Regions from separate parts of the Mus musculus genome. Here region 2 is linked to region 1. A link is a loop called in an ENCODE intact Hi-C map of the cell type or tissue named here. Cell type or tissue: heart. All regions are shown on one strand. Links, peaks and the distances in the headings refer to the core of each region. The heading gives the core; the rest is flanking DNA.

Evidence for each region. Hi-C counts contacts between places; a loop is a spot of excess contacts. Peaks named below come from ENCODE experiments on the same cell type or tissue, not always from the same donor. Only the 100,000 strongest peaks of a DNase experiment are listed, where the experiment ranks them.
Region 2: it touches region 1 in a loop (4-fold over the local background); 3 of 42 quality-filtered maps call a loop at or near these places.

What each region holds. Positions count from the first base shown.
Region 1 is chr6:124,533,053-124,549,636 of GRCm38, forward strand. C1s1 (complement component 1, s subcomponent 1) reads right to left here and starts at 9,307. Exons shown (of 12, transcript NM_001097617.1): 1 at 9,216-9,307; 2 at 8,281-8,436; 3 at 7,737-7,944; 4 at 7,269-7,446; 5 at 4,309-4,434; 6 at 3,280-3,479; 7 at 2,181-2,334; 8 at 1,306-1,421; 9 at 844-922; 10 at 222-350. The coding sequence starts at 8,303. In heart, for the core only: CTCF peaks have their summits at 9,481 and 11,619 (motif pointing left); a DNase peak (open chromatin) is centred at 9,459.
Region 2 is chr6:124,253,719-124,270,302 of GRCm38, forward strand. No RefSeq gene overlaps it. Among named protein-coding and RNA genes, the nearest start is that of Vmn2r27, 30 kb to the left of the region's middle. In heart, for the core only: CTCF peaks have their summits at 7,031 (motif pointing left) and 9,178 (motif pointing right); DNase peaks (open chromatin) are centred at 7,013 and 9,163.

The sequences.
Region 1 (16,584 bases), core at 5,187-13,186:
ATTAAGGAACTCCTGTTGCACGCTGACACTAAGCTGGTGGCTTCTATGACATCCTGAATGATCCTGAGTACAAACCCCATCCCACAAGACAACTGTGTCCTTAGACTAAGCCAAAAGGATGACAATATCTTCTCTGTCTCTCCAACCAGAGAGAAAAAGCAGTAACCACCTCCAAATCACCCACACTCCTTCCCTCTCTCTTCTCTGGTAGAAGAACCTACCACCTTCTTCATGTTCCATGTAGTAATATGGCTCTTCACACGTGTAGTGAACAACAGTACCAAACACACTATTCTCTGGCTCTTCAACTTTACCATTCGCAATGGGATCTGGAATTCCACAATACACAGCTACAAGAAGAATTGGGGAAATAGACAGTCACTCCCTCCCAGAAAGAGTTAGGGACCCATTCCATCTTCACCCCTCCCATAGCCACACCCATAATCACCCCTTGATGAATCTCTCAAAGCCAGCCTTCTTGCAGCACCTTCTCTAACACAATTCTCTAGCCCTCTGAGAGCTGCCAATGCAGATGGCTCTTGAAAGAGACCAGGAGGAACATAGTTCTCTGGTTGGTAGGAGCCTCCTGTGCAAGCCTGGAATGTACTCCCATAGAGCTATTGATAACAGATCCCATTGCCCGTTTCTTTAGACGAAACATGGTAGTCTAATTGGCCTAAGACTAGGAGAGGGCTAGACAATTCTCTATGACAGACTCCTTCAAAAATGCAAGTCATTTTCTTGAGAGCCTGGAGGGAAACCATGCATTTGAATTTTGATGTGTTGATTATTCCATCCACCTTGGGAGGGGAAAGAGGAATTCTGCTTTGAAGAGACACCTACGTTGACATTTTAGACCGGAGTTGCTCCACTGTCCATCGCTTTGACAAGTGGAATAGTATGAAGTAGAGCTAACATGTCCCTGGAGGAAAACAAATATCAACATTAATTTAATAAGCATACAGAAAACCAAATCCAATAATGAAATTGAATCTCTGGTCTTGGATCAATGACAAGTCCTTTTCAAAAGATACTTGGAACATCTTTAGAAGAGTAACCCAATGTACCCAGGAGCTGCGATGAGAAGACAACTCTGTCCCGGCATTTCAGCTCCCCGTCCACGGGAAGACTGAGGGCAGAGAGGGCAAGCTGGACCAAGAGATCCAGACCTCACAGGAACGACTGACAACCTTGATTCGGCCCATCCTTGGGAGGGGTTAATACCTTGATCAGGCAGCGACAACCTCTTGTGCTACAATACTGATCCAAGCCTGAGGTTAAAAAGATGCCTGTGTGGTACTTTACCTCCACAACTTCAAATCCGTCCACACAGGTTATCTTCACCACATCTTTAAACACGTATTTTGCCTTATCGGGCTGCCAAGTAGAATTGGCAGTGATTTTTTTGGCACAGGAGATGGCTTGGAGACAACAGAAATGAGATTTTACTAAATAGCTGGAAACCGTGTGCTATTTTGCATCATTCCCACCACCACCACCACCACCACCACCACCACCACCACCACCACCCCCGTTTTGAGACAGGATCTCTCTGTGTACCATAGGATAGATTGGGGTTTGCCCAAGCTAGTCTATCTTGCAGTAATTCTCCTGCCTCCACTTCTCCAGGACTGGAATTATATCTGTGTAATAGCATCTTCAGACATTCTCACATTTTCTGTGTATGGGGCAGGGGGGCTAGTGTACCAACCCACAGGCTGAAGAAGGACACTGGGTGCCTGCTCTGTCACTCTGTACCTTACCCTCTTGAGAGAGGATATCTCACTATACCTGGAGCTTGCCATGTTTGCCCAGGCTAGCTGACCCCAAGACCCCGTGGTGTCCCTTTCTCTGCCCATCACTCCAAGACATAGGAGTTACAAACATACTTGGCTATGGCTAGATTTTTGCTATAAATACAAACTCAGATCCTCATGCCTAGCACACTATCCCTGTTCCCACAAACGTTCCAAAGTTTCCCATTGTCCTCAGTTCTAATGTCTAACATTCCAACTTGTAAAAGGATATGATGCCACACATTGGCTGCCCCTCCTCCCCCTTGTCTGTATTTTTGAGACTAGTTAAAAAAATATTAGCTGAAGAACAGTCTCTGTGTTTTTAGTCTACATGTCCAAATAATGTTGTATCCCCAGTCAAAGAGGAGTTTTTAGGGTACTCACGATCTCCATGGTAACGAAGCTTCCAACCCTTCTTTTGCCCCATTAGGTCAGTTTGAAAGACAATGCCGAGAGTATTGCTCTGGGTTCTAATAGTTAGCGGTCCAGGGAACCCATTACCACAGTAAGGACCAAACTGTTGGTTTTTTGAAGCAAACTGGAAGGAAACAATGTTACAAAACACAAGAGAGAAAAATGTATAGGAAATAATTAAACGATGTGGTATGAAGTGAGAGTGTCCTTAGTGGAACAGAGAGAGAGAGAGAGAGAGAGAGAGAGAGAAGGAAGGGAAGGGAAGGGAAGGGAAGGGAAGGGAAGGGAAGGGAAGGGAAGGGAAGGGAAGGGAAGGGAAGGGAAGGGAAGGGAAGGGAAGGGAGAAAGGAAGAGGAGAGAGACAGAGAGAGAGAGAGAGAGAGAGAGAGAGAGAGAGAGAGAGAGAGAGAGAGAGAGAGAGAGAGAGAGAGAGAAAGTGGAGGAGGAAAGATCACTGTAATTACAAACAATGGGTCTGTTAGTGTAGGCCTTTAATCACAGCTACTTGGAAGACCGAGACAGGAGGATTACAAATTAAAGTCAGCTTGGGCAATTCAAGGAAACATTGTGCTGAAATACAAAAATAGAAAGGGCTGCAAAAGTAGCTCAGTGGTATAGCTCTTACCTATCATGCTTGGGGCCAAAGGTTCAATCCCCAGTGCAGGAAGGAAGAAATAAAGGCATGGAGGGAGGGAGGGAGGGAGGGAGAGAGAGGAGAGGGAGATTAAAGGAGGAAGGAGGATGCTCTCACCAGGAGTGGAAACTGACATCTGTAATCCTAGCACTCAAGAGGCTGTGAAGAGAGGGCATTTTGAGTTTTGAGTCCAGCCTGGGCTACATAGCAAAGCCCTGGCTTAAGGAAACACCAGGATAAAGATGTAGACAGAGAGAGCCAGAGAAAGAGAGGAAAGAGACAGAGAGAATCAAAAAGTAAAACTAGTCTCTGAGCAACGGCTGTAGCTATGCAGTGGAGTGTTTGCCCAGAACCACAGAGAATGCGGCTGCCAGAGAAGCCTCAGCAATCTAAATGAGTTGGGGGTCAGAACCAAGCTCATTATCTACAACGCACAGTTAAACTGTCAGGGCAGTTCCCCTCTGAGTCAGCGGGCTCCACATCAAAATCTTCTCTCTGCATCGTCACCACCACTTGGAAGCCCTCCTGCAGCTGAATCTGGTATTCACACCTTGAGTTCTCCGGGTATGGATTGGGATAATTGGGACTTGAGATCTCCCCAATCAGGGCAGTGAACACATCTCCACTACAGTTGACTAGAGGAGAGAAAATGGGAAAGGACCAATCAGATACAGAGACAAGAAGTCCCCGCCCTCTCTGTTCCTTACCTCATAACCTCAGAGTTCTCCATTCAGACTAGCCTACCATCTGTTCTCAAAAGAAGCCTCCATGAAGCAATTACCCACAATGCTATGAGGCAAGCTAGCCAATGCCTTTGCATGGTCTCTCTGTTTGCTGTGGTTATATATGAAAGTTTCCATGTGGAACTTTCCATAGTTGTGAACAAACTCGGGCAGTCTCTTCACAGGCATCTATCCCTCTTTTCCAATAAACCAACTTTACCTCGAAGCCTCCTGTTGTGCTTTGGGTCTTAATCATCTCCAAAAGTGACATATGCTAAGGGCTTGGTCACTGGCCTGTGACACTGTTAGGTGGGTGGTGGAATCTTCATCTAGCCTGTTAGCTGGAAGTAAGGTCATGGAACTATGACCTGAAAAGGACATTTGTACCTCTGCCCTCCCTCTCTGCCTCCCTGCTGCCCTGTGATGAGCAACTTTGCTCTACCATCTGACTCCCTTTCGTGATGATCCACCTGGTCACTGACCCCAAAACAATGGATCTGCCCACTCTACACCATGAACCAAAATAAACATTGTATCCTTATAACTGTTGAAGTCACCGTTCACAGCAATGTAAAGGTGATGGACCTTATCTTCCCCCTCCTGAGGATCCTATTCAGTTTGTGAACAGCTAACAGCAGGTGCAATTTGGAGGGAAAGCCTAATCAAACTTGGAACGATAGACTAAGCCCTCAATCCATCCCAAATCCCAGGGAACATGAAGACCTCTGGAGGCTAAACTCACCTCCACAATTCCTCATGTCATCGTGGAGGAAGTATTCTGGGGGACAGGAGCAGAAGTATCCACCAATGAAGTTATTGCAGAAGTGGCTACAGGGGACATCTGTAAAATCTGTGCATTCATTTATGTCTGCAAAAAGCAGAGAAAACTCAAGGTGAAGAACAAAGACCAAGAAGGAAGAACGATGGAAGCCAAATCTATAAGGATAAAGCACAAACAAACAAACTAAACCAGAAAAGGTTTGTTGCTTAAATACTCTCCAAGCCAGGTATAATGGCTCATGCCAGTAATCCCAGTATTCAGGTAGGTGAAACAGAAAGACATGAGTTCAAAGCCAGCCTGGGCTTCAACGCAAAACCTTTTCTCCAAGAAAGAAAGGAAGAGAGACAGACAGAGTCAGAGACAGACAAGACAGAGAGTAAGAGACAGAGGGACAGCTGGAAGGAAGGAAGAAGTGAAGGAGGAAGGGAGAGAGGAAGAGTAGGAGACAGCAAAGGAGGAAGGAAGGAAGACTCTAAGGCCCCAAGAACATCATGAAAGAGGGGGACATGCACAAAAGAATGTAGGAGCCAGAGGAACAGACGGAAGTTTTGCGGGATGCTGTCTTCCAGGCGTGATAGGCCACGACACTCTTAGGTCACCACGGCTGTTATTATCTGAACAAGACTGTGCCTGGCGATATCCTGTCATGGCATGGGGAAGGACTCAGGAGGACTCCACCCCACCCCGAGGCGCTATAGGCAACTAATTTATTACTGCAGGAAGAGAGACATCTTTAGCATGCAGCCACTGGTAAGGTGCCGATGTACCTATAAGTAACCCCTAGACAAGCTCTTACACAATCCTAATGAAAAAATAAAAAGGACTGAAAAGCAAAACACAGAAGAGAGGGGGGATTAGGAGGAGACAATGTACTGAGGGCCACTTGGACAAAAACATAGATGAGTATGAACATGTCATAATGAAACCATTATTATGTACAGGTAAGACATTTTAATAAAAGAAGTTTGGAGGGGTAGAGATATGGCTCACTGGTTAAGAGTATGTGCTATCATTCCAGAGGTTCAATTCCCAGCACCCACAAGGCAGCTCACAACGCTATAATTCCAGTGCAGTTCCAGGGACCCAATGCCTTCTGGTGGACTCCTCAGATACCCTATGTATGTGATGCACATACTTGCTAGCAAGCAAAACACCTACACACATGAGATAAATAAAAGATTTAAAATAATAAAATAAATCTTAACACACTTTAGTTTTTCAATATTTATGGATGTATTTATTGTATTGATATTTTATACTACATGCAGGTCTGGTGCACTTTGAGATCAGAAAAGAGTATAAGATGCTCTTGTTTTGGAGTTACCAACAGTTGTGAGCTGCCATGTGGATGCTGGGAACTGAACTCTGGTCCTCTATGAACACAGCAAGTTCCCTGAACTGCTGGGTCATCTCTTTCCAGCCCCATATTTTAAAATCTACGAATACAATCTAAACTACTTTTCTGAAGTCTGACTCAGAGCTGTGTTTTGCCACGGCGCTGTAAGGAGCTCCACCATGAAAACCCTATGACTTTTCTTGCGTACAAACTATACAACACCCTGCCCAATTGGTACATGCTGTAACTCCAGCATTCAGAAGACTGAAGCAAGAGAATCAGGAGTTCAAGGCCAGCCTGGGCTACATAGAGACACTCTGTCTGGAAAAGAAAAGAATCTGTGCCAGAGACACCGCTGAAAGGAAAGACGGTGGTGACGTCACCTGGGGAGAAAGGTTAGGACCTACTTTATAGGATGTTGGTCTTTCTGTAAAACTGATGACATTTGGACTTACGAGCAGGCCTAACTTCATTTTAACCTGGAGATGGATGTAGAAGGACCTAGTACCACATAGTCCTGCTTATACATTCCTTGGCAAAGTATTAATGTTCTCAGTTTTCAGTTTTTCCCTAGTCTTGAGGTTTCTGAGATCCTTTCAGACACAAAGGAAGCATTCATTCACTAAGCTGGAGTGATTATCTTTTAATACAGAGTCTTCTGTAACCCAGGCTGCCCTTGAATTCCTGATTCTCCTGCCTCTGCTTAGGACTGGAATTACAGGTGTGTGCACCATGACAGAATTCCCAGCCCTCCTTTTAATTTTTTTTTCTTTGAAACAGGATCTCTATTTATATACCCCTGGCTGTACCAGAACTCACTCTAGAGACCAGGCTAGCCTCAAATTCACAGAGATATGCCTGCCTCTGCTTCCTGAGTGATGGGATTAAATTAGCATTTCTTATTACTATCCATGCCCGTTTATGTGCATGACAGAGGCATGCCAGGGCAGACATATGAAGGTCAAAGGACAAGCGTATAGCGTTCGTTATTCCTTCTACCTTCTCATGGAACCTGAACTCTAATGGGTGGTTGTATAGCAACCATTTCACTGACTGAACTGTCTCAACAGCGTTCTCTTTACTTCTGATAGGAAGACAGGTTCTTACTAAGTTGCCCCTGTTGACCTAGAGTTGACAGTTCTTCTGCTTCAGCCTTCAGAGTGTATGGGATTACAGTCCTGCACCACTGAGACCAGATCCGTATCTTTATAGGAAGACCATGCCGACCACACTGCAGAATTGAGGTGAAGGTTGCATTCATGTAAGCAAGCCTCCTGATAGAGAACCATTTCTCAGTGGTTCTCAGTCTCATTATCTGCTTTACCACCACTAACATGCGATAAAGTCACACAAAGGCAAGGCAATTCCTAAGCAGACCCAGGGCAAGTCAACATTCATTAAAGATGTAAGCAGCCCGGGGGCAGTGGCACAAAGCTGGAGTCTTGGAGTGTCCACCCATGGCTGCATAGCCAGACTATGACTCAAAGAGAGAAAACAGAATCCTCATTTCATGCACTGCGTGGTCCTTTACCTGCCTCCCATCTTTTAGTTTGATCCAGATGTCACGTACAGACGGATGCCTTACCTATGGCAGTGTAGTATGCTGCAAAGCCCGTAAACCGTTCTTCGTTGGAGAAGTCTGAGGTAAAGACCACCTGAAGTTTATTGTATGGGAACTGAAACTCTTCTATAATGGGGGAGTTGGGGCTCTTGCTGGTCCTCTGGCCACAGAGTCTCCCTTCCTCGATGTCTCCTGAGATTATCTAAGAGAAGAAGGAAATGTAAAACTGAGAATGGGCAAAGAGAGCAGAACCTTTACTCCCGATCTCCAGCTCCGTCTGTCTGTCCGGTCTGTCTCCCCCACCCCCACCTCATGTTCCCCCAGTGCTGGGGACCAAACTCAGGGACATGTCCTTGCATGGCAAGTACCCTGCCATTGAGCCATGCCCCTACCCCATAGGACGGCTTGACAACACACAGCCCCCTAAATCCTCTCATTCCTCCATCCCCCCCCCGCTCCTCCCATCCCTCTCCCTCCTGTGCTGTAATATACCTGCACTGAGTCGTATGCACAGCTCTCTGACGGCTCTATGTCCACATGGGTAAAGTAAAGGTGAATCCCAAACCCCTCTGGGACTTCAATGTCCCAAGATTTCACGACGTCATTGGGGTACGCCTGGGGATAATTAGGGGACAGGATCTCCCCATGCATGGTGGGCTCAGCAGAAAATGATGCCAAAAGAGAAAACAGGACCAAACACCTGGAAGAGGAAAAAAAAGTCACACAGAGGTGGGAAGCCGGGAACCGATGGCTTCATGCAGAACTCTGACCGTTAGGCAGCCAACATGTCATGGAATAAACAAATATATACAGAATAAATAAATAAATAATTAAAAGTCAAGGTTCATATCTGAGCTCTTTCTAGAGAAATGGGAAATCACATACAACAGGCCTGTGTCTAAGTCCAGCACTCTGGGGACAGAGGAAGGGTGATGTTACGCCAGCTTGGGCTGCATAGTGACACACTGTCCCAAAACTGTGAAAGAGAGAAAAAAGGTAGAGATGGAGTCATTTCTGTAGATACCTGATCACTTACCACATCCCTGGCGATTTGCCCATGGCTCTCTGGCTCTCTGGCTCTCTGGCTCTCTGATTTTGGAGGTAAAGGGCAGTCAGCAGTCCTGGCTGTCTTTATCTGACAAATACAGGTGCTTGCTTTGGTAGTGAGGGACCACCCAGGGCTCAGTGTCACCTTTGAAAGAATACCATAGAAATAGGTACCTGTCAGGAATGGTCATCACATGATACCATGACACCCTCCCCAGTGAGATTTAGACTAACTTCCCAGACCAGCCCTCAATTAACCCTGTCCCCAAACATCTTCCAATATTCCTACAATTGAGTGAGGAGTTTCTCCCTGTCTTTTGTGTCCTCCTCCACCCACTCCTGGCCCCTTGCATCGGTCTCTGCATTTCCAAACAGGCTGGAGCTTCCAGACAGATCCTCTCCCATTCAAGCCTGCCCCCTTTGACAAGCTATTACAGGTGTTGCTTCTGCTGGTGGCCCAATGGCCACTGAAGGAGGAAAGTGTTTCCTTCAGTAGGGACAGGAAGGGACCTTGGGAGACGCTAATCAGAAAGAAAGTATGGCCGGCCGTGTGGTGATAGGATGCAGAGTGCTGGAAAAGGGAAAGCTGAGAAAAGTCAGGACATTCAGATATGCTTTCCCTTACTTTTCTCGAGTTGGTTTGTTTTGTCCTTTGCTTAAAGAGCAAGGTATCTTCCCATAGTTCCCAGAAAAGTCTTTCACAAATTGCCTCTGACCCCTGAAACACTGCTGTGTGAAAGGATGAGGCTGTTGTGGGGTGGGGCTGGGTCCTACATGTGAGAACCCGTGTCTGTATTCTGACCTCTCGCTGAGCTCCTTCCAACCCTCCATCTTTGCTCCAAACCTTACTGTACATGGTTCCTTGTCTTTCCCTCTTCCTTCATCAAAGCTTCTCTCTTTAAGGCTTGCTCTTAAAGTTGTTACCTTCAGGAGCTGATGGGAACAAGTGGGCCAGCCTCCTCTCCTGCCTCTGGTCATGCAGTTAAGCCCCTGCAGCTCCAGAGGGAGTGGCCTTTGCAGGAAGCTCCTCCCCACCTCCCTGTTCTGTTTGCTCTAAAGATTCCCTAAGGGAGTGTGTTTTTGCATGTCCAAAATTCCCTGTTCCAAACAGAGGGGGCTGGGAGATCACAATCTAGTTAAGAGTAATCAGCCTTGATCTTAGAGTGCCCTCTGCGTTTAAAACAAGAACTGCACCAGCTTTGCTGGGCTGAGAGGTCCAGAGCAAAAGGGGGGAATGGGGAATTTTGAGATTGCCTAATTCTCTCTTACAGCCAAAGGGTGTGTTTCAGAGCTTTTGAGGAAGTCAGGTGATTTATCTTCTTAAGGAGGGAAGGCTTAACAGGAGGGACGAAAACTAAACTCAGAAAGTCCAACCCTCTGTGTGATTCATGAATCAAAGGAAGAGAGTCATCAGAAGTAGAAGCCATTGTCTGGAGGCTCTAGGAGGCAAGATAGCTCAGCTTAGAAAGGTACCTACCTCCAGGCAGAAAGACATGAACTCTACATCCCCTGGGACCCACATCATAGGTGAACCAACAGTTCCTGCAAGCTGTCTTCTGAGAACATGCCAATGCAATTCTTTCTTTAATTAATACATAAATGCAACTCATCCTGCCTTCGAGACAATTTACACCTAGACGGCATGTGCACTCAAAGTTTCTTCGTCCCGAAAGTCCCATCTCAAGGCTGGGCAAGGTGGTTAATGCCTGTAAGTCCAGGAGAAGAATTTCTGAGAATCTGAGTCTAGCCTGGACTACATAGAGAATATCAGGCTGGCTAGTTCTGTATAGTACATTTGTTTCTTGTTTAATTTGATGCACAGCTATGACCTCAGTACTTAGGAAGTGAAGCCAGGAGCTATCAGAAAATCAGGGACAGTCTTTCTTTATATAGTCATTTGGAGGTCAACCTGGGCTACCTAAGATCCAAAAAGGCTTGCCTAATGTTGTTTCTCCAATTCTAATACATTTGCCCTCAAGCATCATTCTAAGTCCATTTGGAAATTATTTATTAACAAAGACATGAAAAGATGGTTCTGAGGTGAAGAGCACTGCTGTTCTTCCAGAGGACCCAGGTTCAAGTCCCAGCACTGGCATGGTGGCTCACAACATTTTTTTCTTTTCTTTTTTAAAGATTTGTTTATTATTATTATATGTAAGTACACTGTAGCTGTCTTCAGACACACCAGAAGAGTGCATCAGATCTCATTACGGATGGTTGTGAGCCACCACATGGTTGCTGGGATTTGAACTCAGGACCTTTGGAAGAGCAGTCAGTGTACTTAACCACTGAGCCATCTCACTGGCTCACAACTTTCGATGTAATTCTGGTTCCAGGAAACCTGACACCTTCTGGTCTCTATGGCCACCAGGCATTCATGTCGAACACATACATATATGCAGGCAAAATGCTCATACACATAAAATCAAATAATTAAATCTAAAAGAAAAATTTTAAATAGTAATGAACGTTGCTCTTCCTCCTCCTCCTCCTCCCCCTCCCCCTCATACACAGAAAGAGAGACAGAGAGAGACAGAGACAGAGAGAGACAGAGAGACAGAGTGAGACAGAGACAGACAGACAGACAGACAGAGACAGAGAGACAGAGAGAGAGGGGGAGAGAGACAGAGAGATATGGGGGCATCATCCCCCCATTAGCACACTGCCCTTTGGCTACTGAATATCATTCTTTAAAAGAAGGGTATCCCTGGGAAGAAACATGGAGGGCTATGTATCTCTAAACCTGCTGCCAAGCCTGCAGTAGGGCCCACTTCATCCAGCTCCAAGTGTGGGACAGGATGGGGCTCATGGGCCTGCCTGTGGAGTTAATGTGCTCAAGTCCTGGGAGAGCCCAAGATGCTCATGCCTGCGTTCAAGGCGGTGGCCAAGACCAAGACCAAGCCACAGATAAAAACTGCTAGGTCTTCACACAAGAAGAAGAGACTACCAGCGAAGTCCTAGTCACAGAGCTCTCATGGTGGGACCACCCTGGGAGACATGACAATGTTAAAAACAGAGACTCTTATGACAGATCACAAGGACAGCAATGGCTGTTTCAACTGAGCGACCTTCCTATGCCTCTAAGCTCCACAGGTAGGCCTTTCAGCCACCCCACCACCACCACCGCCACTGCCACATGCTTGAGAGGCAAGCGTCCTCTCTCTGAGAGCTGGGAGATCAGGGAAGTCGGTTTCCCTGTCCAGTCACTGTGGAAGAGCTGGGGCTTGCACACTTTCATTTTCCCCTCTCAAATACAGTACAGTAGAATCCTCTCCATCACCCACAGCCCTGCCCCCATCCCAAACCCAGTGTCCAGCTGGAAGCATGTTCCTGCCACAAGGCAGCCATCTAGTGTTGAAAATTAAAACATGGCTTAAAAAAAAAATGCTTAAAAAGAATCTTGCATTTCTTGTAACCTAGGTTTTACCTATCAGCCCTGACCCTATCCAGTGCTAGGAAACGCAGTGTCCTCATTCGGGGTCCTGATCCACCAAAACGAGTACCTACAGCTGTGACAGACACTCAAACGTGTCTCTTCTTTGAGAAGCCCACACCTTTCTCCTTGGTGTGTCTATTTCCTTCCTCACTGCCGCTTATACTTAAAATAAGGGTTTACAAACTTTTTTTACTGTTTTTATTTATTTGTTTATTTCTTGTTTTTTGTTTGTTTTTTTCAAAACAGAATTTCTCTGCGTAGACCAGGCTGGCCTCAAATTTGGAGGAGATCTGCCTGCGTCTGCCTCCCACTTGCTGGAATTAAAGACTTGTTCCCCACCACTACCACCACCAGGGTTTGTTTTTTGTTTTGGATTTTGGGTTTTTTTTTTTTTTTTTTTTGAGTGTTCTGGATTCCTTCCTCTGTCCCTCCCCTTACCCTTCTCAACCAGGCTGCCCCAAACTCAGATATCCCTGTGCCTCTGCCTCCCACAAATCTGTGGTTAACCACCAAAATGAGCTTTAAAAAGGAAAAGAAAAAAACCACTTTTCCAAAGAACTCCGTTTCTATTTCCTGCTGTCTTGAAATTCTGATCCTCGGGGGCTCTGAAGCCATCCCCACCTCCATGGACACTCTTGGGTGGAACTTTTTGGTTTCTATTTTAACCTGGAGCCCAGTCCTCAGAACCCCATCACTGGTTGGGCAGCTCCACCTCATAGAGCATCTTCTACAAAAGAATACTCTCTTTTTTAACCTTTATTTCTGTGTGAGTTTTATTTATTTATGCCTTACCTTACTACATACATTTCAGTGCCTGAAAATGACAGGAGAGGGCAGCAGATTCCATTGGAGTTAAATAGCCTGTTGTGAGCCTCCTTGTGGGTGCAGGGGAATTGAACCTGTTTCCCTGGACGGGAAGCCATTGCTCTTAACATCTGAGCCATCTCTCTGGCCTATTGGACAGTCATTCATCGACTCTTTCCAGGTATTTCAGATAGGCATCTCTTTTGTGACTCCTACCAATGACTTTCATAAAATTACTGTTTTAAAGCATTTTCCTCCTAGGGCAGTCTTACACGCATTCTCGCGACCGACCAGGAAAAACGCAACAAACCGGAATCTTCTGCGGCAAAGCTTTATTGCTTACATCTTCAGGAGCCAGAGAGCAAGAGAGCAAGAGCTCTATTGCTTACATCTTTAGGAGCCAGAGCGCAAGAGAGCAAGAGAGAGGGCAAGAGCACAAGAGCGCAAGAGCTTTATTGCTTACATCTTCAGGAGCAAGAAGCAAGAGCCAGAGCAAGAGAGAGAATGGCGAAACCCCGTCCCTTTTAAGGAGAATTATTCTCCACCTAGGACGTATTACTCCCTGATTGGCTGCAGCCCATCGGCCGAGTTGTCGTCACGGGGAAGGCAGAGCACGTAGGGTGGAAAACTACCCTTGGCACATGCGCAGATTATTTGTTTACCACTTAGAACACAGGATGTCAGCGCCATCTTGCAACGGCGAATGTGAGGGCGGCTCCCCACAGGGCAGAAAGGCTTTCTCTTGGACTTCATGCTTGTCGGGTACAAAAAGTCACCAAACAGGCACTTTTTGTTTTCGTTCTAAGACAGGTTCACATTTATTCCAGGCTAACTTCAAACTCACTATTCAGGAAAGGCTCGAAAACCTTCGAAATTGTGATTCTCCTGCATCTTCTTTTGGGTGCTGGGATTATAGGTATCACCAGACCAGACTCTATTCTGCTTTTTTATTTCATTTTTTTAAACGAAAAGAAACTTACTTTCTAGTGGGAAAAAAAAGACAAAAAAAATTGTGTGAAAGTTTAATGATAACACAATGGGTTTTATTTTCCTGTGTATATGTGATTAGCTTTTCAATTTATTATCTTCTGGAGAAGTAACCATCTGGTTTGCTTCTAAAAGTGAACATATTAGTCAGTTTTTTATTTATTAATTTATTTTGCTAGCAACCTTTTCTTTTGAATGCACAAAACAAGATGACATATATAGTGGATTTTTTTTTTTAAAGTTGACTGCAGGCTGGGCTGGAAAGATGCCTTAATGGTTAAAAGCACTGACTGCTCTTCTAAGGAAGAGCTGAGTTCAGTTCCCAGCAACCACACAGTGGCTCACACTCATCTGTAATGGGATCTGATGCCTTCTTCTGGTGTGTCTGAAGACAGCTACAGTGCACTCATATAAATGAATATTTTTTTAAAAATTTTGAGCTAGGTGGGGTTTTATTTTTTGTTAGATGATATTGTTTTGAAACAAGATCTCACTCTGTAGCCCAGGTTAGCCACCAGTTCCATGGCAATTCTACCATCAGCCTCTTGAACACTGGCATACAGGTGTGTCGCCACACCCAGCAGTTTTTTTGTTTCATTTTGTTTTGTTTTATTTTGTTTGATTGGGTGGTTTGGTTTGGTTTTGGGTTTTTTAGTTTGGTTGGTTTGTTTTGGCTTGGTTTGGTTGTGTGGTTGCTGGTTTGTTTGTTTGTTTGCTTGCTTGCTTGGGACGTTGTTTGTTTGTTTGTTTGTTTGTTTGTTTGAAACAGTGTTTCTCTGCATAGCCTGGCTGTCCTGGAACTTGTTCTATAGATCAGGCTGACCCCGAACTCACAGAGACCTGCCTGTGTCTGCCTCCTGCATGCTGAGATTAAAGGCATGTGCCACTATGCCTGGCTTTATTTCTTTTTCATGAGGCCGGGTCATGCTACACAGCCTTGAACTCACAGTCAGCTTACTGCTGTTGTTGTTGTTGCTGTAGTTGTTGCTGTAGTTGTTGTTGTTGTTGTCGTTGTTGTACTGTGGGTTAAGTGTTCAGTTTTGAACGGGCTAGACATGTGCTATCCCACTGAGCCTGTATTCACAGGGTATTGGGCCACATTTTATGATGCTGTGTATACATGACAGGCCACACCTGCGCAGTGGGTATGTGGAGGTCTGAACACAACTTGTTGCAGTCAGCGTTCTCTTCCATGTCTACACCAGATCTGGGGATTGAACTCCAGTTCCGTCTTGTATGATGAGTGGTTTCCCCTCAGAGCCATCTCTGTTCCCTCCAGCCATCTTTGTACCTGTGTTTATTTCCAGACAGTGTCATGCTAAGGTTCCTGGGTAGGTCTTGATTCTGTAATCCTTCTGCATCAGCTTCCTAAGTATCTGTGATTAGTGGTCTATGCTTCCAGGCCCAGCTACAGGAGAGAGGTGGGGAACATGGGGGGAGAAGAAGGTGAGGGGGAGGAGGAAGGAGAGGGAGGAAGAGTGTCCTGAAATGGTACCCCTGTGGAGGTCTGTCAGAAATCGGCTCTCTCCTCCTACAGTGAGTTCCAGGGATCAAAGTCAGACCATCAAGCTTGTGGAGCAAGAGCTTTTATCTGCTAAGCCACTCACTGGCCTTGAGGTGGCTTTTCAATGTGCCCTAAACTCCTCCTTTGGTGACATGGAGTTTATGTCCTCTCTTCCCTTGAAGATGGCTGGGGCTCTGATCCCCACAACCAGCATAGAGTACAGTGGACTCTGCAAATTGCAAAGCCAGGTGGGAAAGGGACATCCTGCAGCCACAGCCCTAAGCGCCACAAATAATGTCTCCGAGTGCTCTGAAGGGCACTGTCCTGTCACTGCAGGCTTGCTTGCTCTTCTTTACATCTAGTTCCATCCTGTGGTCGGTTAAGTTACAACACATTTGAACTTCACTGTCCTAATGTCTCTTCTTCAACTGAACATCTTGACTGGTGGGGGTGTTTGGGGGTGGTGTGTGACTGGATTCCATTCTTTACAATGAGGCCACCTGAGAAGGCCTTCCTAAAGCACTGACACCAAGCCCCTAAATTCTGATGAAGCATCTCCCCTGTGAACAGGCACACTCAGAGTCAGAGTCTTCATTTTATTTGTGTTTTTCCAGATAGGTCTCTCTATGTAGCCCTGGCTGTCCTGGAAGAACTCACTCTGTAGACCAGGCTGGCCTTGAACTCAGAGATCTGCCTGGTGAGTATTGAGATTAAACGCTTGTTGTACCACCCCCACCAGGCCTTCACCCTATGTGTGTGTGTGTGTGTGTGTGTGTGTGTGTGTGCACAACTTGCAGGAGTGGGCCCTCTCCTTCTACCATGTGGGTCCCAGAGACTAAACTCAAATAGTCACGCTTTGCAGCAGGAGCCTTTCTCTATGAAGCCATGGCACAAGCCCAGGGGCTGCTCCACCCCAGCCTTCCTGCTTCCACCTAAAGGATGACCCTGCTGTTGCGATCAAGCTTTAACTCCTATGGTATAAAACAGGGGCTTTCCAGGTTGTCTTTAGGGACCAGGGATGCATTGTACAAGCAGTGTTGAGCTCCATTTTGAGTTCAAATGCAGAAGCAGCATAACTCTGCACCTGGCTATGCATATAGACATCACCACCTGCCCAGCACCACCCATAAGGCACAGGCTCATAAATTCATTCCTCAGAGTTAAAAAGGCACCACGCTATAATCTTATCAAAATCAATGGAACCATATGAACATATCAAGAAAAACAGGCTAAGGAACTGAGCAAACATACCAGCCCTAAAAAGAGTGACACACCCTCATCTGGCACCCATAAGGAAAAGGACTCCCAACCTCCAGGCCAATGGCCCTAAAGGACCTGTCATCTGATTAGCTGGAGACCAACAGGCAGACAACTGATTGTTCCCTTGGCTTCTGCTCAGTTGTGCCTACAGTTGACATGACTGAATCAAATTTCCACCCATCCATTTGTCCATCTACGCAATTGTTTGTCCTTCTGGAATGGTCATATGCTTTGTCTCTGCTGGGTGACTCAACCCTGATGTTCAGCTGAGCTGTAAACCTGCAAATTGCAAGTTTGGTTCC
Region 2 (16,584 bases), core at 3,146-11,145, 280 kb before region 1:
GAGATTAGGATCAAGTTTTATTTTTCTACATATAGCTATCCAGTTTGACCAACACCAATTGTTAAAGATGCTGTCTTTTCTGTGTATTATTGGACTCTCTGTCAAAAATGAGGTGGCCATAAGAGTGTAGGTCTAGGAGTGTAGGTCTGAATATGCATCGTCCATTCTACTTCTAGAATTGAACAAAAATGAAAACACAACAGGCCTTAAATCTGTGGGACATAATGAAAGGAGTCATAAAGAGAAGGTTTGCCAAAGACCCCAAAAGGCATCCCTATGTGCTACTACCACCTCAATCACCCTCTACTCCAAGTGTCAGAGCAGTAGGTTCAGCAGCCTGCACATGATGAAGACCTTGCCACATTTCAGGGCCCACTCAAAACTAGTTGCTTTTTTAGGGACTTGATATATTCACCAGAGTAACACATTCTTGTGAGGAATGTGTAACCTCCAAAATGTAAAAGGGTCCTAAGCCTTGCTAGTAGGAGATGCTGGCTGCAACACCTTATCAGCCTGGAAGAACTACTTCTGCATGACCCATACCACTGGACTCCTAGAAGATTTACTGAGGTAGAAGGCCCTTGAAATTGATTTGGATTTATTGCCCCATTTTCTGCTTTACCAACAAAGCAGGAATTGTTATTATCTCCTACTCTTTTGGGGGTTGGTCTTATGCACTATATATTCAGATGCTGAGTTCTATGCCCCAAGATCAGGTTATATTATTATTATTATTATTATTATTAACCAGTGTGTGATAAAGAATGCTCCCCAATAGTCTCTGATTTGACAATAAAAGGCTAGAGTTTGTGCTTGGAATGGAGAGAGAGAAAGGTGGGACTTGAGATCCAGTAAGGGGGTCTCAGGTAGTGACACAGAGAGAAGGAAAAAAAGGAGGGAGGAGAAGGAGGTAGCCATTATGCAGGATGGACCAGAAGCACATGGCCAAGAGAAGTTTGCTCTGAAACAGGCAACTATAGCAGAAGTTGCCCAGAGACATTAATTTGGCAAGTAATGTGACATTCATGTGGGTTTAAATAGCATAAAAGAATTAGTATAGCTCAGAACCTGCCCCGCAGAGTGCCAACAGCTTATTAATAAATTACAGTGTCTCTGTGCCATTTTCTTGGGAGCAAAACAGGCAAAAGTAGGGTAGAAACCCCTAATAGATATTAATAAGCAAAAATGGGTGTATTGACCCCACAAAAATATTGATAGCAATAAACTCCTTTGGTTCAATTAATATTATATCATTGATATAATATAATAGTGTGATCTCAGCATCCAGATTCCTGCCATCTAAGTTATGACACAGAGATCAAAAGCTAATATGATCTTGCTGTAGAAAAGTAAAGCAATTGTTCCTGGCTGTCTTTTTATGGACAAGTATTGAGAAAATGTACTTGTAGGATCAGTAGCTGTATACAATGTATCAGTGGTGTATGAATAGCTGTATACAATGTATCAGGGCTGTATGAATGTAAGGTCAAGTAAGGAAACTATAGCTGACACAACAGCTACAATTGAAGTCACTACTTAATTAAGTTTATGGTAACAAACTATCATTTATGGTCCACTGGTCTTCTGCATAGGTCAAAGAGTTAAAGAGAGGTATGGTGAGATTAATGGGTATGCAAGTGTACATTTTTGAGGTGGTTAGTGCCTGCCAAATAATGCCTAAAAAAATGTCTTTTGGGATTAATCTTGGCTAGAACATTTTTGCTAGTTTTAGGTAGAAAATTGGTAATGCTGATCACTAAGCTTACCCTTAAGCCTGTATTTTGGGTGACTGAGAGAAAAGGGGTGCTTGTTCAGAGGAAGACAACTGATGTTTGCATTCATATGTGCTTCCAGAATGGTTTGACTAGATCGTTTATAAACCTTTTTTCTGTTTGGAGCAAGTAACTAACTGATTAGTTAACTGGTTAGTTAACAGTCTAAAACAGCATGTACCAAGTTGCTGGGGAACGGGGGTTGTTCTGGGTTTTGATTTTTTTTGGTTTGTTTGGTTTTGGGTTTTTTTTGTTTTTTTTGTTTTTTTTTTTTTTTTGTTGTTGTTGTTTTTTTTTTCCTTCTGACTGACCACAGTCTGACTAAACTTTCTGAAGGAGACCTTGGCTTTAAAAGTTTCTGGCTTTCCCTGGTACTTTGTGACCTTCTGACCCCTCTCAGAAAGGGCCTCCAGGCAGCAACCAAAAACTTAGGGCATCAGCCAGACAGAACCACAGCTGGAAAAGAGACTCAGAACTCTCAAAGGCCTTCTGCTTGCTAAAGGCAGTGCCTTCCCCAGAGCTTAGAAATATTCCAAACATATTTGTCACTCAAAGTTTCGATTCTAATTGGAGGCAGGTGAAGAGCCACAGGGCACAAACTTTTGAAGACTATAATTTTCATTTGCTGTTGGAAAGGAGAGAAAGTTGGGAGTAAGATAATAAAGCAATTAAAAGTTTTCTCAGTAACAGTGAGGAGGCAGGCCCTGAAGGTAGCTTGCATCAGTTTGCAGCAACAGGGAAACTCCTCTGGGAGGCCTGGCCCAAGGCGCAGGTCTGAAGTTTGAGTGTTGCCTCAGCAGCTGACATCATGATGTCAAGTTCCACTTCTGTTTGTTAGAAGCTGTTATCCTTGCCCTGGGGGACTTTCTAAGTCTGCTCTCTGCTTTTCCATGCCTCATGGACGGGCAGGCCCTGCTTTGGGGGATGGAAGGGTACACTCCGTACTCTAGCCCTCCACACCACCGCAGAATCCGTTGTCAGAGCCTAGTGGCTGCATGCTGTGACCCTTCCAAGCCTGTGCACACTGCCTCATCTGAGGCAGCCTTCTCTGTTACATATGTACAAAGTTACATACACCCCTCTTGGCATAGGCCCCCTAAAGTCAAAACCTAGGAGTTTCAGTTATCTCTTACCAATTACTTGGTAAGAATTCCTTTTTTTTTTCTGATGAAATCTGTCTTATTCCCAATATTCCTTTAAAATCTGGTCTGTCTTATATAGAGTATTTCATGTCTCCCCATGTACCATGAACTGGACAAAATCTGCCTTAAAGAAACTGGTTTTCTATACATTTGAATATCCGCTTCTAAAGGTATCTTTCTGTGAATAAAGGATACTAAGATTTAAAAAAATAGACCATGAACCATTCATCTCCCTTTATCCTTGTGCGCACAGCACAGCTGTTACTGTCACCTTTAATGGGGCCACACATGCTGTGACTCTAGTCACCAGGAAGTGGCTCTGAGAACTGAACAGAGCCAGAATAGAGAGCTCCACCGGTTTGCACATTTTCTGTGGAGAAAACACAACAGTATGTTTACCGTCAGCGCAGAAGGTATTTTTCTCCCATGTTTTTCTGTGTCTAAAGAGGTCTGCATGGCATTTGAAACCATAGTATAGAATGTTAATTTCACAGAGAACGGCACTGAGAAGAAGTAAATATAAAATCCATAAGGGCACAGAGAAAACTCAGACATGCTTCTATTTTATTCCTAAATTGAACTGGAAGCAACAGTAGATACAGAAAAATCATGGAAACTAGATTGCTTTCCAAGTCTTGTCCATACTAGGTGTGCAGGTGACAGAGGTGTGTGGCCTTCATATTAGATAAACCCTTTAATAGTGACGATTCCTTTACAGACTTGGTACTTGGAGCTTAGGGCTGGGGATGTTGTTAACTTGGTAGAATGTTTGCTTAGCACGCACAAGGCCCTGACTTTGCTGTCCAGCACTGCATAAACCAGGCATGGCAGTTCATGGCTGTCATCCCAACACTCAAGTGTGCAGGCAAGAGAACCAAAAGTTAGAGGTCTTCTTCAGCTATGCAGTGAGTTCTACACCCTTCCCAGCTATACAAAACCTTATTCTCAAATAGAAGAGGCTGCAGTTTGGGGGGCTTGAGTTGTTCGACTGATAGACCAAGGTAGCTGTAATTGTGTAGATTAAACTCAAGCAACCCCTTCTTCCAGTCCAGCCTGTCTCCACTGAAATCCAAGTAAGTTACCTCATTCTTTCTAGACATTAGAGCTTCCCACAGAAAAATGAAGTTTTAGATGCAATATTCCAGATGCTTTCCGCCTCTGTGTGTCTTGACTATGCTACAGAGAGAGGGCTCTGCTTGCTCTTGTTATAAGACTATAGAGCTTGTCTTAGCCTCCTGACGTCTGGACCCCTATGCAACCTCACATTCTCTCTCCCTCCATTTGTCCCCCTCCCCCTCCTTCCCTTCTCTTTTCTTAGTTTTGATATTTTCTCTAGCCTTGCCTAATCCTGCTCACTCCCCTGTTTTTAAAGGGCCACTCTACCCCTTCTCTGAAAGCATGCCGATGTTGCACAGGACCCTGCCCATCACCTCAGTCCAAGAGATCTCGTCCTTCTTCATGTTGTTTGAAGCAGCTAAACTAGAGCAGAGCCATTTGCTGACTCAGGATGAAGAGACAGTAGTTTTGCCCATTGCTTCTGCTTCTGGACTCCAGGATACTAACGAAGTGGTGCACCCTGCCTGTGCCTAGATGATCAACACTGAACTTCCAAAACACTTTTTCTACCAAAGGAGATTGAAGGAGACAGAATCACTTATGTATTGCCCCATAAACAGTGATTCTCAACCTCCTTACTGCTGCAACCCTTTAAAACAGTTCATGTGATGACCCCCAACCATATTTTGTTGCTACTTCACAACTGTAATCTTGCTACTTGTTATCAATTATAATGTAATTATCTGATATGCAGGGCATCTGATATGTGACCCTTGTGGAATATCAAAGTAATGCCAAACCTACACGCCTTATTTATAAATAATATTGTAGAAAGAGCTTGGCAACAGATGTATTAACAACATCAGTTTTCTTTCTTCCATGAATGTTTATGAAGTCACCCAAAATGTTAGTGATTAGGATAGAAAAGATACAAAAGCAATATTGAAGTAGCTCAGTGCTTTTTGTATTGAGGTTTGAGCTGGAGGAGACAGGAGGCCTGTGGATGCTACAGAACTGCAATGGGTGCAGGTGGTGCTTGGTGGCTATGTGACCTTCTCATACATTACACATCTAGACATGGGCTGAGTGCAGCTCTGGCTGAGTCTGTTGGGTTTGCAACATAGTGTCCCAGGCCTTGAAGTAAGGTGTGCTGACTGGCAGCTCTGTCTGTACAGGCTTCCTGAAAATCATGCCAAGTTGCAGGCCTTCTGAAGAGAGGACACCCAGGGTCTGTCTCGCTGCTCCAATTATGTGATAAAAGGAGAATCCAGATTCGCATTGCCTTACTTTTCCCTAATACACTTTCCTCACTATACTCCACTATAGAGCCTACAGTCTTTAGAGACCGCCTAGGGCAAGAACAGTTAACATCCCCACACAACTGTAGAATAAAGACTATTGTCTGACTTCCCATCTAACAAAGCTTTGAAAAGAACCAGAAAAGGAGCTGGGTTAGCTTGGTGGCTGAGTGTGGGCCTTGCTTGTACAGGCCCTGGATCCTATCTCCAGTGCCGAAAATGCAAAAGGAAACAAAAAGTAGTTTACTGACTAAAAAGTTATTCAACTTCTCTTTTGGCCTGCTTAGAGAAGTCTCTATCATAAGGTACAAAAATTGCATTTTGGTAAGTGATAAAGGAAAATAAGGATGTGATAAGAACACAGATGTTCAGGGACAGAGATGGAGGGGATGGCCAACCAATGACTGCCCCAAATTGAGACCCATCCCATGGGCAAGAATCAATCCCTGACACTGTTAGTGATAGTCCATTATGATTGCAGACGGGAACCTAGAATAACTGTGAGAGGCTCCACCCAGCAGCCAATGGAAAGAGAGGCTGAGACCCACAGCCAGACATTAGATGGACCGCGGGGAGTCATACAAAGAATGATTTAGGTACCCAAAGAGGATAGGAACACTACAGGAAGACCAACGGAGTCAATTAACCTGGACCATTTGGGGTCCCAGAGACTGAGTCACCAAGCAGAGGGAGCATGGGCTGGACCTAGGCTCCTTGCACATTTGTAGCTGATGAGCAGCTTGGTCTTCATGCCAGTCCTCCGACAACTGGAGCAGGGGTTATCCCTGAGTCTGTAGCCTGCCTGTGGATCCTGTGCATCTAAATAGACAGCCTTGCCTGACCTCAGTGGGAAAGGATATGCGTAGTCCCGCAGCAACTTGATGTGGGGGTTGGGAGACTGACACCCAGAGGGTTTCTTTCCCTTCTGGGAAAGGTGGAATGGGGAAAGGACTTACATGTGGAACTGGGAGGAGAGGAAGGGCTGATACTGGGATGTAAAGTGAATAAATAAATTAATTTAAAATTTTAACTATTTATATACTACATATTTATATATACTATATACTTATATATACCTATATTTATATATACTATATACTTATATATACCTATATACTTATATTTATACATACTATATACTTATATATCTATATACTTATATAGATATACTTATATATACTACTTACATACTATTTAGCATTAATATCTGCCATTTACATAAAAATCCTTATAACTAATGAACCATCTCACAGAGATGGTATGTTCTGAGAACTTGAGGGATGAAATGAAATAGCCAGGACCTACAATTAGGAAGTGATAAGGATTGGTTGAAGATAGCTCCATAGTAGTGTGCATGCCTCCCATGTACAAAGCCCTCAGTTAGACCGTAGTTCAGACAGGAATTCAAAGCTCTATGAGCGTTTGGTTCTCCTACATAGCCATGTGTGGTGGGTGGCCCATGCCCTCCAGAGCTGAGGATCCAGGGTGTTCAAGCAGCTCCCCACTCCCCCGCCACATTCATTTATTTTTATTTTTTATTTTTTTAAAACTTACTCTTATTTATTTACATTCCAAATGTTGCGTCCGTCCGTCCCCCCCCCCCGCCCCCCCCCCCGCCCCGACTCAGAGGCACCTTCTAGGAGGCAAAGGGGAGAGGGGGAGGGGGTCAAGTTGTCTCTTTAGAGTCTCTGGCTTGCTTCTGGTTTAGGGTCTCACAGGCCTGTCTTCCTTCCATCAGCGGGAGCACAGCCCCATCTAGTGGGCAAATGCCTACCAGACAGGCTCTTCGGCCTTGTATTTCTCTTTTCTTCTCCCTCTCTATCCTCTATACTATTTTCAAACTCAGGATCAAGTCCGCCCGGAGTATTGCACATACGGGGCAAGGGAGACTGAGGAAGGCCATTGCCAGCTCCAGGCCAGCCTGGACTACATAGATTCTGTTTCAAAAATAAATAAATAGCATTAAAATCAGTGTGGCTAATGGTCACAATTGCTGTATCTAACTGAACCTTGCATAGAAGCTCATTGGCCTAATGATTAAATCGGAGAAGAGGAATTAGAAAGATACCTTAAACTTGACGAATACACTCAAGCTTCCATTAATTACATTATTCTTGTTATGTCAAAAATTTCTGGGTGTCAGCCAGAGAAAACTGCAAACCAGGTCCTGCAGGTAAGTGAGCAAGTCAGAAAGGGAGACGCAGTTGATTATGAGGGAAGTTCTAGGATAGGAGAGAAAGCCATGACAGACTGGCAGTTAGTAATGTAATCAACCATGCATAAGAACGAACACACAACACCCCATACAACGTCCTGCCAATCGTCTGAGGACTTAGAGATGGCTGAACACGGGAACCTTCCTAGAAGTGTTATGCCCAGAAGACATGGAAGCCCTCCGCCCCCGCCATCCTTTGCCCAATGGGGCCCTTCCAGGTAGCTGTGTTTTCACACCAGACTTGACGTTTCTTGCCTGTAATACAGTGTCACAAAATAACCCAGTGTCAGGTCTTCGCACTTCACAAATGGGGATAAATTATTCGTTGAACAATTATAAAATAAAATGGAAATGGAGCAGTTTTATCCCAACTGGGCACAGTGGTGTTCCTCCCAGTGTTTTCCAGAATGATTAAGGGACCTGAGTTCAGGGACAGCTAAGTTCCACAAAAAGCCAAAAGAAACACCAGCAGCCAACAATAGTACTGATTTTAAAAAATCAACAGAGCTTTTAAAATAGAATACCAAATAAGTCCATTTTCCCAGTTCCTCTAGATACATTTTTTTTTTTTGCTATTGAAAATAAAAATATCAACATTTCCTTTTCTAAATAGGTGCTATCAAAATTTTGGAGTGGGGTGGGTAAATGTTTTATTGTTTGAGAATTTTATATACAAAAAAAGGTGGTTTGATCAAGCCCACCCACTACTGTTCACGCCCTAATCTCATGTTCACTTTTAAAAACCATGGGTCAGTATTGTATGAATATAGGGTCATTCACTGGCCTATCAGAGGCAAGAACAACAGAAGGAGGAGGAGAGGGAGGAGGAGGACGAAGAGGGGGAGGAGGGGGAGGAGGGAGAAGAACAGTGTCCCTTCTGTCAGCCATCAACAACCTCCTACAGTAGCATCTGAGCTAGGGTTGTGACGCTGTGTTCCCGCCACATCCCTGCTGGAATTTCACCTGACTGGATGGTGTGCATGCAGCCACAACCACTGTGAGTTTATGTGTGCACTAGCCCAGTCATGTCCAGAAAATGCTACTATGAAGCAGTCCTCTGTGATTTTTACCTCTTATAATCTTTCTTCCGCCTCTGCTGTGATGTGATGTTCCTGAGCTGGGGGCGGGGGGCAGTAGGTGTGATACAGGTGTCCCATTTGTGGTTGAACAGTCCACACTGTCTTGTTCACTTCACCTTGACCGGTTGTGGGTCTCTGAATTGACTGACATCTACTGCAAGCGGAACCTTCTCTGACGAGGGTTGAGGGATGCGCTTACAGATGGGTATGAAGAAGAGTATCTAGAAGGCAGTTTAACCGTGTGCAGATTCAGCGATCAGAAAGTGGTTAGCTGCTCTATCAGCCATTTTGGTTTTGGCAAGTGTCAGCTATGGGGTTGGTAGAGCCATGTGCCAGCAGATGCAGCAAAACAACTCACTTAACACAACTTTCACAGGGCATCTGTTGCTTAGGAGATATTCAATCTTGTCGGCTTTTCTCTTCCTGCCAATAACAACATCTGGGTCCCTCTCTGCAGGGAAAGCCACCTCTAGACTCTTCCATTCTGGGCCTGGGGTAGGTCTTTTGTTAGAGGGAAAGAGAGGGCAGCACTTAGCTTGAGTCCAGTCGTGAAGGTTCTTTGTTAACTTCCTGTGTGGGAACCCACTGAAAGAGACGATGGAGATCCACCACTGGGTGGCGCACTGCCTTCAAGTCATTACCTCACACCCAAACTAGGTCTGTGCATGTGTACAGTGAACCTGCATTAAACAGGACCTCAAATAAGACAAGAGTTTATCTTTCACATCAGTTTAATCCAAAAAGAAAAGTCTTCCCACCCCTCCATAGCAATGCTATCTATGTCAATGCTTGTTAGTGATTAAAAAAATTATCATGAAAAAGAGTCTAAATAGCATTGAGATTAGGGTAGAACCAAGGTTATTGGATCTAAGGTAATTAGAGGTTTTGTTTTGCATTTTATATCATATTTCCTATTACAGAAGACAGGATAAAATTTAAACATCAGATCAGAAGTGTTTGAAATTGAATTGAGTATTTTAGGCTGTGAGAGGCCAGTCAGTGCTTGCAAGGGTGGGCCAGGGTGTATTTGCCCTCCTGACTGGAATAACTGGTGCCATCTCCTACAAGTGTGGCCCAGAACCCCCAAGCTACTTCTTAAAATACAAGTTAGATCCCAACTTCCAGGTTTCATGGTGTTTTTATAGTTTGCTTCCTCTGGCTTTAGAATGTCTGTGCAGCATGGTTCAATGTGTAAATTCTGCAGTCAGTGGTTCTTGATAACATTACTCCACACACATCTGAAAATATGTCCTGACACTTTTGTAGACAAGGCTGGGAGAGGGAAATTCTATTGAGAGGGTCAGGAGCTGTTCAGTGTAAGACTGTCACCCTGATAACAGTGTCCTTGGAGGAGTCAGCTTTGAGCCCAGGGAAGGGGTCCCCTGAATGAGCATGGAGGGCATCTACTTATGCTCCTCCTTTAGGTGGTACCAGACATGGATAAACATGTTGATATGATTTACAATAAAAATACAGATGTTCAGCATGTTAAAATTTAAGAGTCCACCTTCAGCTGGACAGTCCCAAGGGTACTTTCAAGCAGTGTCTCTGAACATCAAGTAATCAGACCAGCAGCAAAATCTCGAGATGATAATTTCTTTAACTACCTGCCCACATTTTGATTCATTTTACTGAAATTACTAGAAATGACAAAGAAAGTATTGTATGCAAGTACCAAATAAAGTCAAATGTATTTGTGTAAGAAAAAAAAATACAGATGTTCTAGTGAGTTCAAATTCTGCTACCTTGCACGATAATAACATCTACAGCATGATTAAATTAGTAACACTTTACCTCTCAAAGAATACAACTTTATAAAGATACAGTGAGTCTGTATTGCATATTATTTGCCATTAGTTGACCTGACTGAAAAAGCACCTAAGACAGAGAAAATTTTTAAATTACCCCAGAATGATTGCCTTCCTGCCGTCTTTCCCTGTTAATCATTCCACGGTCACTTTAGACAAGGGCAGACATCAAGGATATTAGCAACTGCACTGTTCCCAAGGCATTGACCAGATGTGAGTGGCACTGACCTTAAGCAACGATGCCTTAGAGAAGAGGATCTCCATGGAACTTCAGAGTCTCAGAACGAAGACAGCAGAAAGACGTGAGAAGGGGTTCATTTTAGTCCTTGTGTTTATATTGGATTCCCCAGGAATTCCCTAATACCTCTCATTACCCTCCATCTGGCATGACTAGTGTCCTTAGAATAGAAGAAGAGGGAAGGGAAGATGGCTCAGTGGGTAACCACTTGCTGTGCAAGTATAAGGCCTGTGTCAGAATCCTTGGGACCCACAGAAAGCGTTGTGCGATGGCTTGCTTCTGCACTGTCGTACTCCTACTGTGAGATAGGAGACGGAGAGAAATGTGTGCAGAAGCTGGAGGGCCAGCTAGACTGGTGTGTCTAGTGGCAACCCCTCAAAAAAAAAAGAAATACCTTATCTCAAAGAGAGAGAAAGGTGAGGGCCGATACCCAAAGTTATCTTCCGGCCTCCATCCATGTGTTAAGATGAGAGGCTTCATCCAGCAACTGATGAAAACAGAAGCCAAGTCCCACAGCCAGACATTAGGTGGAGTTGGAGGAATCCCAATGTAGAATCAAAGAAAGGATTGTAGGAAGCAGAGGGGTCAAGAACACCATAAGAAAACCCACGGAATCAACAAACGTGGGCTCCTCGGGGCTCACAGAGACTGAACTGACGATCGAAGAGCCTGTCTGGGTCTAACCTAGGCTCTCTGAATGTATGTCTGGGAACCCTTGTCCTCCTACTGGGTTGTCTTATCCAGCCTTAATATGAGGGAGGTGCCTAATCTTATTGCAGCCAGATATGCCATGTTTGGTTGATATCCCTGATCTTTTCTGAAGGGAAATTGAGGAAGAGTGGATGGGGAGGGAGGAGGTATGGGAGATGGAGAAGGGGCACTGAGGGAGTGAGGGGAAACTGTGGTGGGGATATAACATATGAGAAGATAAAGTAATAAAAAAAGCATTATTCTTATATGTTAAATTCTTATATGTATGCATACATGTATATACATCAATATATAATGTCGTTGAGTCTATATTTACACTATGTCTTAAGATCACAATCCTTTTCTCGCTCCTTGGCTATCTCATGCTCCTTGGCTATCTCATGCTCCTTGGCTATCTCATGCTCCTTGGCTATCTCATGCATATCTTAACCCCTGATAGTGTCTGTCTTCCTCACAATTTCTTCAGAAGCTCCGCACACTGACTCTTCCTTGCTAAGAATAACTTGTGGAAAATAAAATATGAGTAGCAATAATTTGGATATTGCCCTGTGTTCCATCAAATGCATATTTGTTTAAAAGAAACTGACCAAAAAGCCTATGCTCATATCAAAAACATCATTCTAAATTTTTTTTCAAATAACCTAGTCACCACATTTGCATGTCTCCACAATAAGGTATTTCTATTTCATAATGTTGGTAGACGACTCATACTTTCTACCAAGCGTCATGTCCTCTGGTGTCCAATCCCTCAGGAGAAGCACTGTGTCCAAATGGCATGTTCTCTCTTACTGCTTCGCTCTTCCTGGCCCATAATGGGTGGTCAACAGTGGTCCTGGCCCTCATGTCCTTCCTTCATCAGGATCAAGGCAGCTGGGCTGCATCCAAAGTCTTCGTTGTATTGAAAGGCACATTCCTGTATTTCTTTTCTTCCTGTTGCTGTTTTGTCTAATCTTTGTACTTCTTAGGTTAAACTAATGTTGTGTCTATGATATACACTTAGTGTTCTGACTCACATGTATATTAAGTAGTGAGCAACTCGAGGTAGCCAGCACGTTCACTGCCTTAAATTTTACCATTTCTGTTTGGTGAATTCACTCAAATTTACTTCTTCTGTTTCTGAAATACATACTTCATTAGAATTGAGTATATTCACTCATAGAGAAGCAAAATGTATTCTTCCCGGCAAATACTGACCTTTGACCCTCCCACTATTCAGTGACTCTCCTCTGCCCTTATTTCCCTAGTAAAAGCAATGGCCAGTGGAAATAGGCAGGCATTTGAGAGAAACAGAAAGGAGAATGTTCTGGAAACATCAGATCCTCACTTCTGGTGTTTTCCCTTTAGAAGCTCTTTTGTTCTGTGAGCTCTGCTAACTTTTGCATATCAAACCTACTTGAACTGAGTTTCCATCATAGACAAGAAGGAGCCTCACTGATGTACCCCACACTCTGCATTGTACTTAATGATTTGTATCTCAACATAAGCTTCAGGAAGCAGATTTACTTTTATTATTATTTGTTATGTCTTAGTTGCAATTTCTATTGCTGTGATGAAACCATGAAGCAACTTGTGCATGAAACGTTTATTTAACTTAGCCATCCCGGTCACAATCCATTGAGGCTCAGGGCAAAAACTTGAGGCAACAACCTGGAGACCAGAGCTGAAGTTAAGGCCATGGAGAAACCCTGCTCACACCTCATTAATCACTCCGTTTGATTTCTTACACACCCCAGGACCACCTACATGGGGGTAGCAGCACCCACAATGGGCAAGGATCTTCCCCATCAATCATTAACCAAGAAAGTGATCCATAGGCCTACTTACATGTGGCATTTTCTCAGCTGAGACTCCCTACTCTCTAAGCTTGCACCAAAATAGCCGACCCTTAGCATGGAAAAACAAGTAGACAGCACATGTTATGTTCTCAAAACTCAAGCAAATTCTAACATAAGTGTTGCTTATAACTCAAAAGAAGTCACATGCTAACTGTTTCAAGAGATCATGGAAAGTGGCCATTCTGACCCTTTCAGACATGTGAAAACCATGGCATATTCCATCCACAGAATTCAAGAAGGGCTGTTCTGACCAAATAATTGATGATTGTGTAACTACCTGGTGCAGGCCTAAATAACCCAACCACCCGACTCAAATATCTAATATTCCAAGACTGTAGATTGTACAGAGTGCTAACTGAAATCTCGTACCCCATTTCTACTTATGAATAAGGTCTTAATCAAAGAGAGGCACATTGAATTAGTGGAATAATTTTCTTCAAGCTATTCCATGATGTCTAAGAGAAGAAAGGATACATTTTTCCAGTTTCCTATGCACCGCTGAAATATTACAAAGCATACATACTTTGTAGCTAAAAATAAGTGATGCTCAGGACTCCCCACTCTGCAGGCGCCCTAGCACACCCAGGATCTTGAGATCACTGGTGAGTGGAACGCAACATCTGTTCCAAAAAACCCAGAGGGTCTTGTGCTAGCAGGAACAGGGACAAAGGACACCTGCCTGACAAGTGGCTGGGGTTCGCCCTGTGCCATCTTGAGTGCAAACTCAGCAGAGGGTCCCAAGCAATCTACAGATTCAATGAAATCCCCATCAAAATGCCAACTCAATTTTTCACCGAATTAGAAAGGGCAATTTGCAAATTCATCTGGAATATCAAAAAAAAAACCTAGAATAGAAAAAAACTATTCTCAACAATAAAAGAACCTCTGGTGGAGTCACCATCCCCAACCTCAAGCTGTACTAAAGAGCAATTGTGGGGGGGGGGGGGAGAAAACAAAACAAAACAAAACAAAACTACACAGTATTGGTACAGTGACAGTGACAGACAAGTAGATCAATGAAATAGAATTGAAGACCCAGAAATGAACCCACACACCTATGGTCACTTGATCTTTGACAAAGGTGCTAAAACCATCCAAGTAGAAAAAAGACAGCATTTTCAACAAATTTTGCTGGCTCAACTGGCAGCTGTCATGTAGAAGAATGGGAATTGATTTACTCTTATCTCCTTGTACAAAGCTCAAGTCTAAGTGGATCAAGGAATTCCACACAAAACCAGAGACACTAAAACTTATAGAAGAGAAAGTGGAGGAAAGCCTCAAAGATGTGGGCACAAGGGGAAAATTCCTGAACAGAACAGCAATGGCTTGTGCTATAAGATCAAGAATCAACAAATGGGACCTCATAAAATTGCAAAACTTCTGTAAGGCAAAGGACACTGTCAATAAGACAAAAAGGCCACCAACAGATTCGGAAAAGATCTTTAACAACCCTAAATCAGATAGGGGACTAATATCCAATATATATAAATAACTCAAGAAGTTGGATTCCAGAAAATCAAATGGTAATAAGGACACATGCTCCACTATGTTCATAGCAGCCTTATTTATAATAGCCAGAAGCTGGAAAGAACCCAGATGTCCCTCAACAGAGGAATGAAGTCAGAAAATGTGGTACATTTACACAATGACTATTCAGCTATTAAAAACAATGAATTTATGAAATTCTTGGGCAAATGAATGTATCTGGAGGATATCATCCTTAGTGAGGTAATTCAATCACAAAAGAAGTCACTTGATATGCACTCACTGATAAGTGGATATTAGCCCAGAAACTTAGAATACCCAAGATACAATTTGCAAAACACAAGAAAATCAAGAAGAAGGAAGACCAATGTGTGGATATTGGATTCCTCCTTAGAATAGGGAACAAAATACCCATGGAAGGAGATACAGAGACAAAGGTTAGAGCTAAGACGAAAGGATGGACCATCCAGAGACTACCCCACCCGTGGATCCATCCCATAATCAGCCACCAAACCCAGACACTATTGCATATGCCAGCGAGATTTTGCTGAAGGGACCCTGATATAGCTGTCTCTTGTGAGGCTATGCCAGTGCCTGGCAAATACAGAAGTGGATGCTCACAGTCATCTATAAGATGGATCACAGGGCCCCCAGTGGAGGAGCTAGAGAAAGTACCCAAGGAGCTGAAGGGGTCTGCAACCCTATAGGTGGAACAACAATATGAACTAAACAGTACCCCCAGAGCTCGTGTCTCTAGCTGCATATGTAGCAGAAGATGGCATGGTCAGCCATCACTGGGAAGAGAGACCCCTTGGTCTTGCAAACTTTATATGCCCCAGTACAGAGGAACACCAGGGCCAAGAGTTGGAAGTGAGTTGGTAGGGGAGCAGGATGGGGGGAAGGTATAGGGGACTTTCGGGAAAACATTTAAAATGTAAATGAAGAAAATATCTAATAAAAAATTGAAGAAAGAAAAGAAAATGAAAAACTATTTTTAAAATATGGGGTATAGAGCTAAACAAAGAATTCTCAACTGAGGAATACGAAATGGCTGAGAAGCACCTGAAAAAATGTTCAACATCCTTAATCACCAGGGGAATAAAACTCAAAACAACCCTGAGATTACGTCTCACACCAGCCAGAATGGCTAAGATCAAAAATTCAGGTGACAGCAGATGCTGGTGAGGATGTGGAGAAAGAGGAACACTCCTCCACTGTTGGTGGAATTGCAAGCTTGTACATACTCTGGAAATCAGTCTGGCGGTTCCTCAGAAAATTGGACATAGTAATACCAGAGGATCCCCCAATACCTCTCCTGGGCATATATCCAGAAGATGTTCCAACCGGTAAGAAGAACACATGCTCAACTATGTTCATAGAAGCCTTATTTGTAATAGCCAGAAGCTGGAAAGAACCCAGATGCCCCTCAACAGAGGAATGGATACAGAAAATGTGGTACATTTACACAATGGAGTACTACTCAGCTATTAAAAACAATGAATTCATGAAATTCTTAGGCAAATGGATGCGTCTGGAGGATATCATTCTGAGTGAGGTAACCCAGTCACAAAAGAACACACATGATATGCACTCACTGATAAGCAGATATTAGCCCAGAAACTTAGAATACCCAAGATACTATTTGCAAAACACATGAAACTCAAGAAAAATTAAGACCAAAGGGTGGATACTTTGCTTTTTCTAAAAATGGGGAACAAAATACCTATGGAAGGAGTTACAGAGACAAAGTTCAGAGCTGAGGCGGAAGGAAGGACCATCCAGAGACTGCCCCACCCAGGGATCCATCCCATATACAACCACCAAACCCAGACACTATTGCATATTCCAGAAAGAGTTTGCTGACAGGACCCTGACATAGCTTTCTTGTGAGACTATGCCAAAGCCTGGCAAATACAGAAGTGGATGCTCACAGTCATCTATTGGA